Regions from separate parts of the Homo sapiens genome. Here region 1 is linked to region 2. A link is an interaction called in ENCODE POLR2A ChIA-PET data of the cell type or tissue named here. Cell type or tissue: PC-3. All regions are shown on one strand. Each heading gives the region's core, and the rest is flanking DNA. Links, peaks and the distances in the headings are about the cores only. Region 1 has its middle 42 kb from the start of UBE2E2-DT. Region 2 overlaps UBE2E2 (ubiquitin conjugating enzyme E2 E2).

Region 1 (5,387 bases), core at 202-5,201, 330 kb before region 2:
TCTCAACTTGTGTTAATGTTTATATAATTGTCCAAACCATATCAATTATTTTCTAATATTGTATCATTATACAATGAAATCAGAAGGGTTATTTAATAAAGGCAACAATGGGGCAAGAAGAAAGTAAAGAGCTCATTTTCCTTCTCATCTAAAAGTTATTTTTCTCTTTCAAATCTTACAATTATCGATATAATTTTTTATTTAGAAATTTTGTCGTGGTTTTAAAGTACTGACTGACCTGAGGGTTGAATGGCAATGTTGCCGCAGTGATGTATGAATATTGTTAGGACACATGAAGTTTTAAATAGGAATAAGTGATGACTATATTTGGGTTTGCAGAAGCCCCTAGAATAAATGGTGTCCTCACTTTAAATTTATGATGGAGTTGATTTCAGTATTGCCAGCATTAAACACACTCAGACTTCTAGTAAAACTCACAATACTCTAACCTTAATAAGAGGCACTGCAATGCCAAGAGTGTTTTTTATATAACAGTCAATCAAAAATGTTGCCACTATCCTTGCACTTATATGTATAGCATTCATAATTATACCCCCAGTATTCCTTCTTTGACCCCAAATCATCTGAGGCACAATGATATAAAGGTAACTTCTCCACTAATTAATTCAAGGTTCATTGAGATTTATGAGCTTCTAATTTCTCTACTTAAGACATCAAGATGCCATTTCCTGCCCTCTCTGCTTGTGACATTTATCTCAAATGAAGGCTAAATAAAAGATTAGCTTAAGAATTAAGACCAGAGTCAAATGCATTAGAAAACAGAAGCATAGATAAGGAACTATAGAATTTTAGAGCTGATAAAGATTTTAAAGATAGGGTACCCAACATTACAAAGTAAACTGAAGCCCAAGAATGTATAAAGACCTTCCAAATCTTGCATAGCTGGTTAAAGACATGAAGCTGATGTGAGAATAAGTAGAAAGGAGTCTAAGTATGTTTGATAAGTACATAAGAAAGGGTAAGAAAATAAAGTCTTGGCAATATAGGTATCTATACACTATTCCCACGAGGGCAGAACGGTTTATAGTAGCGGTCCCCGATCTTTTTGGCGCAGCAGTCTCACGGAAGACAATTTTTCCATGGATGGGGGGCTGGGGTGTGGGGGATAGTTTCAAGATGCAACTGTCCCACCTCAGATCATCAGGCATTAGTTCAATTCTCATAAGGAGCACATAACCTAGATCCCTCAAATGCACAGTTCACAATGCGGTTTGTGCTCCTATGAGAATCTAATGCCACTGCTGATCTGACAGGAGGCAAACTTCAGGTGGTAACGCTTGCGTGCCTGCCGCTCACCTCCTGCTGTGTGGCCCACTTCCTAACAGACCACGGACCAGTACCGGTGCATGTTCCGGGGGTTGGGGACCCCTGATTTATCAAACACTGCTCAGAACATACCATCTAGGCTGGACGCCTTGGCTCAAGCCTGTAATCCCAGCACTTTGGGAAGCTGAGATGGGTAGATCACTTGAGATCAGGAGTTTGAGACCAGCCTGGCCAACATGGAGAAACCCCATCTCTACTAAAAATAAAAAAATTAGCTGGGCATGGTGGCAGGCACCTGTAATCAAAGCTCCTCAGGAGGCTGAGGCAAGAGAATCGCTTGAACCCAGGAGGTGGAGTTTGCAGTGAGCTGAGATTGACCCATTGCATTCCAGCGTGGGTAACAGAGAGAGACTCTGTCAAAAAGAAAAGAAAAGAGAAAATACATTCTAATATAGCTATAAGGTGTGAAGCTCTTATCTGCTGAGGTTGTTCTTCTACCACAAGCAAGAGCCAGCAGGGTTCTCACCATCCCTTTTAATATAAGGATCTGTCCCCTAGATTTACCCCATAAGCAGTGTCTATGTTGGACTACTACAGTCCTAATTTTTTTTTATCAACAGAAAATACCAGCTTTTAATCAAATGCACAGAGAAAATGTTTTAGATAATGAGGATATTCCCCGGTTTGTTTTAAATCTAAGGAAGAGGAACAGGAGGGAAGTAATGACGTGTCAGGGACAGCATAACCTCTATGACTAAGGATAAAGAGGGAAAACCTTCTTGCCCTCAAAGTGAAATCCCCTTCTATTTTAGGAAACACTCCTTTACTTTAAAGAATCTCTCAAATGAGTCACTAGGGTTAGATCATATTCTTCTGGGACATTTACTTTCCAAAGGATAAAATTTTCATGCATCAGTTAGAAAGGAAAAAATATAATCTGGCAAATAGGAGGCAGAACAATCCCTTTCCAAATGCTCTGTCTGTTCTGTCCTCTTAAGTCAACAGAGCACAGCTAAATATGGCAGACAATAAAGATCTCAGTTTTGTGAAGATAAAAAGATTCAAACCTGGTCAGGCGCAGTGGCTCATGCCAGTAATCCCCACACTTTGGGAGGCCAAGGCTAGAGGATCACCTGAGGTCAGGGGTTTGAGACCAGCCTGGCCAACATGGTGAAACCCTGTCTCTACTAAAAACACAATAATTAGCCAGGTGTGGTGGCAGGCACCTGTAATCCCAGCTACTCAGGGGGCAGAGGTTGCAGTGAGCCAAGATCACGCCACTGCACTCCAGCCTGGGCAAAGAGCGAGACTCCATCTAAAAAAATAAATAAATAAATAAATAAATAAATAAAAATAAATAAAAGATTCAAACCCAAGTCTTTAGTCCCAGGGTTTCATGTAGCAGCTTTTCTGTAGCTACTGCCCCCACAAAGCCCCTACTTTGCCTGAGCATGATGTGTTTCAGGGTGGAGAAGTGGACTATTACGGTGCTTTGAAGTATTTTTCAGCTTTCTGGCTGAAATCATAAATGTGTACTTTAAGTCAAGCTAGATAGAGACATATGAATAGATGCTGTTTTATTGCTCACCCATTTAAAATGCAAATGATAGTACCAAAAATTACCAAAGTCTACACTCCAGATGTTCCTGTTATTCACAATGGCTTTTTATTTTTTTGGCTACACTTATCCTCTCCTACATATCTCTGAATTTATTCTACCACATAACCTTCCTTATGAAAACACCTACTTATTTCTTAAATAATTTTGTTGTATATATTTAAAGAGTTGGAATCAAAAAATAAATTCATTTTCTCAAGTAATGAAAAAGCCAGATCTTCATTTCCATATCCCAAAAGTCAATTATGTAGAAATAAACAACATAAAGTGACAGACAACCTATTTATGAAGCTACATTGATTGCTCTGTGAAAACAAAAGTAGCTCAGTTTTCCTCAAGAGCATGTGAGGAGAGGTCTACAGTAGGACCTTAAAGAGAGGCACTAAAGTTCTTTGATAGGTACCCAACTCCCCATGTGAGATTGCTTAATTCAGTCTTGAACATAAAGGAAAACACACACACACACACATACACACACATGCACACACATGTGCATGCACACACACAGGAAAACTCAGTCTCTTTCTGAATGAAGGCAAAGCCCTATTGCTGGACATAAATGATAGGATGTGGTTTCAAGCATAGCAAAATATACACTCATTCTTCATTCATTCATTCATTCAATTACTCAGCAACTGTCTATTAGCAATTTCTACGTGCCAGCATCACGCTCAAATGAGAAAGACATGGTCCCTACCTTCAGAAGCTTCAAATCCAGTGGAGGGAGGAATACACTATTAACACTCTATTGACTGGGATTCTTAGCATTACAAATGACAGAAGTTACATAAGAACTTATGTGTGGGGAAGTTATTGGAGGTAACTGAATGTTCTAGTTGTAGATGTCAGGTATGACTGAGTCAAACAAAATCAACAGGCAATCTGTCTCATTCCATATTGGGGCTTTCCTTTTCTTTGATTAATTTCACTCTCAAGGCAGTTCTCACCTTATGGTGGTAAGAAGGTCACCAATAGTTCTAGGCATACATATCACCAGCTTAGGAACTAGTGTGGAAATAGAGTCCTTGCCCATTTTTTCCAACAAAAGTCCCAGAACTGACGCTAATTTAACCTAACTGGGGTCACATGCTCACCCCCGACTCACTCTCCATGACTACAGTGATAGAACATCTTACTTGGCCAGGCCAGTAGACTGAAAGTATGGGAGGGATGTTTTCACTAAGAAAAGAGGATGTCATTCAAGAAGGGGAATGGGTGCATGTAAAAAACAGATGTCCACCGCAACAACATCACAAGGCTGAGCATGAAACAAGGGTAACAGAGAGTGCTAAAGCAATATAGAAATAGAACATTTAATTGCAATGAAAGGAGGGGACTTAGGAGGCAGGCAGGTAGTTGTCAAATTCATAGAAAAGTGGCATTTTCGAAGCGGCAACTCTGGAAAAAGATCTGGGAATTCCCCACATATTTAAACATAGCTTTATCTTATGACTCAGCAATTCCACTCCTAGGTGTATACCCAAGAGAAATGAAAGCAAATGCGCATACAAACACCTGTACACAAAGGTTAAGCAGTGTTATTCACAATAGCCAAGAGGTATAAATAGTCCAAACCACCCGTCGACTGACAAATTTAGATAAGCAAATGTGGTACGGACACATAGCGAAATATTATCTGACCATAAAAAGGAGTGGAGTGCTGATAAACACTACAACATGGATAGACCTTGAAAACATTACGGTAAATGAAAGAAGCCAGACCCAAAAGACCACTTACTATATGATTCTGATATGAAATGTCCAGAATGGGGAAATAGAGACAGAAAGATTTGTGGTTGCTTAGAGCTGAAGGGAAAGGGGGACCTACAGGGTATGGGTTTTCTTTTGAGGGGATGAAACTGTTCCAAAGTTTACTGTGGTGATGATTGCACATATTTGTGAATATACTAAAAGTCACTGAATTATACACTGTAAATGGGTGAACTGTACAGTATGTAAACTGTATTTCAATAATGCCATTTTGACAAAATAATATTTAAAAGACAGGTTGGATTTCAACAAGTGTAATCTCAGGCTAGTACATATGAGGCTGGGGAGTTAATGTGACAATAGACATAGTGAGTTGCCTCACTTGTTTTACAAGTACGGCAGAGTCATGTGAGTCTCTAGAGGATGCTGTGGTGTGCAGCCCAGATTTCCCTTTCAGAACTAAACAATCTAGTTCCACAGCTACTGGGAGCACACCTGACAACAGCCCTCCACAGGAATTGCCCTCAGCAGCACAGGGCTACTCACCCAAGACCATGTCCCTCCCCAGCAAGAGCCTCCATCCAGTGACTGGTTGCTGTGAGTGTGTATAGAGGAACTGGACAGCCTTTTTTTTTTTTTTTTAAAGACAGAGTCTCGCTCTGTTGCCCAGGCTGTAGTGCAGTGGTGAGATCACAGCCTCCAGCTCCTAAGTTCAAGCTATCATCCTGCCTCAGCTTCCCATATAGCTGGACTACAGGTGAGTGCCACCACA
Region 2 (5,387 bases), core at 129-5,128:
CATACTTTCTTTACCACCATGTTACGGTAATAGATTCATGTTTTACAAAAGATATTTCTTTATTATTCTTCAACAAGCATTTATTAAGTGTCTCTGTGTGCAGGTCACTTTTGCTGTTAGTCTTCTGGTTGAATTGTCTTCCACTTCCTCTGCTTTGATAACGTTGGCTTCCAGACAGCGTGGTAGAAGAGACAGTGTTGATGGGTCTTGGAGCTAGATGATTGTGTAAGGAATATTTAAAAAAAAAAAAATGCAGGTAGTAGGATGTCACAACCAACCTTTTTAGGAATAAACTAGACAACTGTATGAAGAAATTGTTTATTATTTTCATAGCCAAGAAACAAAAGATGTTCTCAGCCAAAGAGAAGTATATTGAGTGTCTTGTAGATATTTAACCTACCTTGGAAACAACTTGTCTTGATAATAACTCTTTATACAGATTACATTTCTTTTTTTTTTTTTTTTAATTAGACTTTAAGTTCTGGGATACGTGTGCAGAACGTGCAGTTTTTTGTTACATAGGTATACCAGTGCCATGGTGGTTTGCTGCACCCATCAACCTGTCACCTACATTAGGTATTTCTCCAAATGTTATTCCTCCGCTAAGCCCCCTACCGCCCCGCCGACAGGCCCCGATGTGTGATGTTCCCCTCCCTGTGTCCATGTGTTCTCATCGTTCAACTCCCACTTATGAGTGAGAACACAAATTACACAGCTTAACTAGTCTGTCTAAGATAGTTAACTGTCCCTCAGATCTGCCCCATCTTAACTTCTAAATGGAATTTTTACTGTGATTACTTTTGTAAATATTAGAAAGTAATAATTATGCAATTAGAATGATACCGGGAAGCTTTACATTTCACCGTGTATGAGTGGTAACATTTTTGAGAATTGAAAATTTTTGAGAAGCGATTTGGCTTCCTGAAAACTGTGTAGGGGCAGCAATGGTTTACCCTCTTGTCAGAAGCTTGTTTATACTGCAGATAAGATCGGTAGATACATTAAAACTCCACAGTTTCCCTGCCTAACAGGTGGGAGGTGGGGGCGGAATTAATTTAAGAAATATTCTTTGCTACATTTGCTAGCTCATAGGCCCAAGTGTTCTTACAGTACAGATAAGAGAGGCTATTTCTGGAAGCCCTGAGTACCTTGAGGCCTTTCATTACATATTTGAAACATGCCCAGGATGAAAAGGTTGAAAAATATACTCAGATGCTCATCTTAATCTCTGGTGTCCTGTCAAGCAGGGTAGTTTATCATAATGGTTACCTTTCTGGTTTTTTTACTTCAGTCTTCGTATCTAATTGGCAGATGTAGTGACAGGATAAGAGTCTTCACTTTAGAATTAGAGCAGTGGTCCCCCACCTTTTTGGCACTAGGGACCAGTTTCATAGAAGACAGTTTTTCAACAGACGGCATGGGTCGGGGAGATGGTTTTGGGATGATTCAAGCACGTTACATTTATTATACACTTTATTTATATTATTACATTGTAATATATAATGAAATAATTATATAACTCACCATCATGTAGAATCAGTGGGAGCCCTGAGCTTGTTTTTCTGCATCTAGGTGGTCCCATCTGTGGGTGATGGGAGACAGTGTCAGGTCATTAGGTACTAGATTCTCATAAGGAATACACAGCCTAGATCCTTCACATGTGCACTTCACAGTAGGGTTTGCATTCCTGTGAGAATCTATTGCCACCGCTGATGTGACAGAAGAGGACATTAGCATGCAAGATGTCATACAGCTGGTATAGAAAAGGGAAATTAGAGCCCGTAAAGTGAAACTCTTACTGTTTCCATGGTATAAGTGCAGAGGTCAAGGAAGAGGTGAGCCCTGCTAGTTTCTTGCTTTGCCTGGTAACAACAATAGTTTCATGGGATAATGCGAGTAATGCGAACAATGGGGAGAGCCTGTAAATACACATGAAGCTTTGCTCACTCACCTGCTGTGTGGCCTCCTTCCTAACAGGCCACGGACTGGTACTGGGAGTGGGGGACCCCTGGATTAGAGGGTTCAGGTTTTCTTCTCTGGGTGTGACCTTGAGCAAAGCACTTCACTTTTCTGACCCTTAATATTATCGCCTTTGAAATGAAGGCCTTCAATGGAAGTGTTCAGCGGGGAAGGAGCCTTTTCATTTTTCCTAAGTATTCCTTTCTTTCCCCTTCCCCCCATATGCATGCTGAGAATCACTGCTGAAGTGAGTCATTTTTACTGCAAGGAAAGGAAGGTATAGTGGAAAAGGGAAAAAAATGTTGAGAACCACACAGCTCATTTCTGGAGTCCTTTCAGCTAATTAAAGGATTGCAGATATTATAATTCAGTATTTTAATTCTGATTGATTTTATGCCTAATTGTCCAAGTGAATGGATTTCTAGTCCAGTTCTAATGCTTGCTTGCTTCTGTGTTATAAAAAAATTGAACTCTAGATGGTTTCCAAAGTCTTTATAATCATAACCTATTTCTAACAACCTATGTATATACATGTTGAACATCTGAAATTTGAAAATTTTAAATCTGAAAAACTTCTGGTCCCAAGCATTTCAGATAAGAGATACTTAACCTGTAAAAAGTAAGACTTAGTTCTTGTTGATTCCGTGGTTGGTCTTTATGTTTACAAGTAAATGCATATTATAAAAATGTAGCTTAAAAAGAAAAGGAAGAATATACAGTTTTTCCCTGTAGTCTTTCTTCCTGCTTCCCAGTTTCTCTGCTTATCCCTGCTCACTACTTTATACAGTTATGTCTCTTAAAATTTTAAGTCTGTTGGCATAGTTGTGTACTCATTGCAAGGTATCCACACATTGGGAAAATTAAATATACACGCACGTAACACAAAAAGAGGCAGGGAAGTCAAGGAGTGTCATGAACTTACTGAGGAAGTCTTCCTTTCTCAGTGACTCATAGAAGGCTCGTTTACTCTCTAAGCTTGCTGGCTACTGCTTTCCCTGGGAAAAGGAAGTATTATGATGATTAAGTAGTAGTTATTTTTTCATTTAAAATATTCTTTTTCTTCTATTTCTTACTCTCTGCTAAGTTGTTGACAGTGATAACAAAGGGTACAGAGTAGGTAACAATAGTGACTTTAAAATGATATTTGGTGAAAGATAGCCAAAATCATTTTTTTCATCTTTACATCTCAAATCTGTAAAGTGTGATTGAGGGTAAATATCATTCCCATTTATTAAGCATTCACTGACAAAAAAGTACAAAATAATTATTTTTCTTGGAATATTTCAGGAGAATTAGAACCAGATGTTTAAGGACTAGGAAGAAGCCTTATGGGGGATAAAATTAACAGTCCATTTCTGCATGGAGTTTAGTGTATGAAATGGGTCTTTTCTATCAGCGCTATTATATCCTAACTTCCTAAGATGTTTTGGTAGACTTTGGCAGTATTGGTTTTTTAAAAAAAAATTAATGAATACAAATACAGGGAATCTCAGGAGTCTATGGAATACTAGTCTTCATTTGTCCTCCTCTCAGACACTACAGTACTGGCCTGTTTCTGAACACCCTCTGGGGCATAGGGAATGCCTTTTCACTGTCAGTATAGAGTTCTTTTTTTCCTTTGATCCAGTTAATGCTGTTTCTTAATATGTCTTCTTCCCCCAAAATTAGAGGCCTATGTCTATGTTTTTATAACGTTTATATTTGCACAGAATGTTACCACTTCCAAAGGAGAACCTAGTACAGCCTTTAGGGGATCAGAAAGGTTGCAGCCAAGTTAAGAACTAGGGGTCAAATAGAATGGTCAGACCTACAGAACATCTTATGCAAAAGCCAGGAGACAAGAAAGAGCCCAGCTCTCTTGAAAGCTCTGCAAGTAATTCCAGTATGATTGGAGTAATAGAGTTGAAGGGGAGCTTTGGGATGGCAAGGGATGGGACCAGAAGTGTAAGCAGGAGCCAATTCTTTATGAAAGACTTTGTATGCTGCAAAGGACTTTGGGCTTGATCGTGAAGAACCTAGAGAAAGCAGGGAAGCAAAAGATCCTACTTAAAGGAGTTTCTGGAAATTGCCCTAGCTGCAGTTTGGTAAACAGATTGGAGGGAAGCACAACTGGAGGCAGGGAAACCATGCAAGATGCTGGTGCCATAATCTAAATGAGAGCTGATGCGGCCAATAATCAGAGTACAGAGATAACAATGAAGTAAGATTCAACAGGATTTGGGGGACTTAGAGCAGAGGAGAAAAAAGAGGCATGGTCAAGGATGACTCTCAGATTTATGACCAGATTAGAGATGCTAACAGTTTGGTAGGTGATTGTCAAAGGTAGGTAATGAGATACCCAGAATGAAGGTGAAGAGACTAGGTAGCTGAGGGTAGAACCCCTAAGTAGGCAGACATTGAAGAGGACAAACAACATGGAGTAGAACCCTAAATTAGAGGGAGACTGTCACTAGAGAAACACCTTCATTATTGTGTTGTATGCCAGAAGCTCAATATCCCTGCAGCTAGCTTCCAAAGGGACTTTGGACATAGGTGCAATATATAGTTTGAATGTGAACAATGTACTTTCCCACAGGAAGGATGAATTCAGTTACATGGACTCTGCTTATAAGCAAGGATTGCTAAAGCTTTTGAAAAATCCCCTCATCTTCTTCTCACTACCCTATTCCCTGGTAATTTCAGGTCAGTTCCCTGGACTTACAGGGACTGAACACCTATTCTTCAGACAAGATACTCCCTACCTGATCAATCACACACATACTTTAAGAGAATTTCACTGGGTTGTAGGATTAGCAGACAGCAATTCTCACTTGCTGTGTAGTATGATTAGATTTTTTAAACACACAGTTTAGGTATCCATTACCATTAAAAGTTTATTTTCAGCTAGCTAATTCCATGAATACTAATTTTAAAAAGCCCATTCCCCTTTGACTTCTTCTAGTTATGCCATCAATTATAATCCCTTCAATCAAGATTTAGACTTAACAATATACATAGCTTATGTTTTTTCAGCATTTGATATGTTCAAGCAAGGTTCTAAGCACTTTTTTTGTAATAATACCATTAAACCTCCCAATAACCTCCCAACTTCTTTGATTCATGATGTAGAAATATAGTGTGAGCTATGTATGTAATTTTAAATATCCTAGTAGCCACATTAAAAAGAAGAAAAAAGAAATAGGTGAATTTTATTTTAATACATTTTTAGCCCACCATTTCAACCTGTAATTATTATTAAATAATTATTAAATAGATAAATAGTAATTATTAAAATTACTAATGAGATATTTTACTCTCTTTTGAGGTACTATTATCTCATTTTACTTAAGAAGGGATTGAGGCACAGAAAGGTTTAGTGAAAAGTGGTGGCAAGTCAGACACATTCTTTCTGTGGAGCCAGAATCCCAACATTGCCGAGGCATCCTTCC

Evidence for each region. ChIA-PET counts read pairs that join two places held together with the same protein. Peaks named below come from ENCODE experiments on the same cell type or tissue, not always from the same donor. Only the 100,000 strongest peaks of a DNase experiment are listed, where the experiment ranks them.
Region 1: POLR2A ChIA-PET joins it to region 2 with 5 read pairs; 1 of 35 experiments calls an interaction of 5 or more read pairs at or near these places.

Annotation. Positions count from the first base shown.
Region 1 is chr3:23,157,998-23,163,384 of GRCh38, forward strand. No RefSeq gene overlaps it. Among named protein-coding and RNA genes, the nearest start is that of UBE2E2-DT, 42 kb to the right of the region's middle. RefSeq lists enhancers at 3,822-4,081, 4,192-4,341. In PC-3, for the core only: no CTCF peak of the experiment used is centred there; DNase peaks (open chromatin) are centred at 2,124, 4,384 and 5,064; H3K4me3 peaks cover 769 bases; H3K27ac peaks cover 2,392 bases.
Region 2 is chr3:23,487,752-23,493,138 of GRCh38, forward strand. All of the region lies in intron 3 of UBE2E2 (ubiquitin conjugating enzyme E2 E2), which reads left to right. Among named protein-coding and RNA genes, the nearest start is that of UBE2E2, 290 kb to the left of the region's middle. In PC-3, for the core only: no CTCF peak of the experiment used is centred there; a DNase peak (open chromatin) is centred at 2,900; H3K4me3 peaks cover 452 bases; H3K27ac peaks cover 1,754 bases.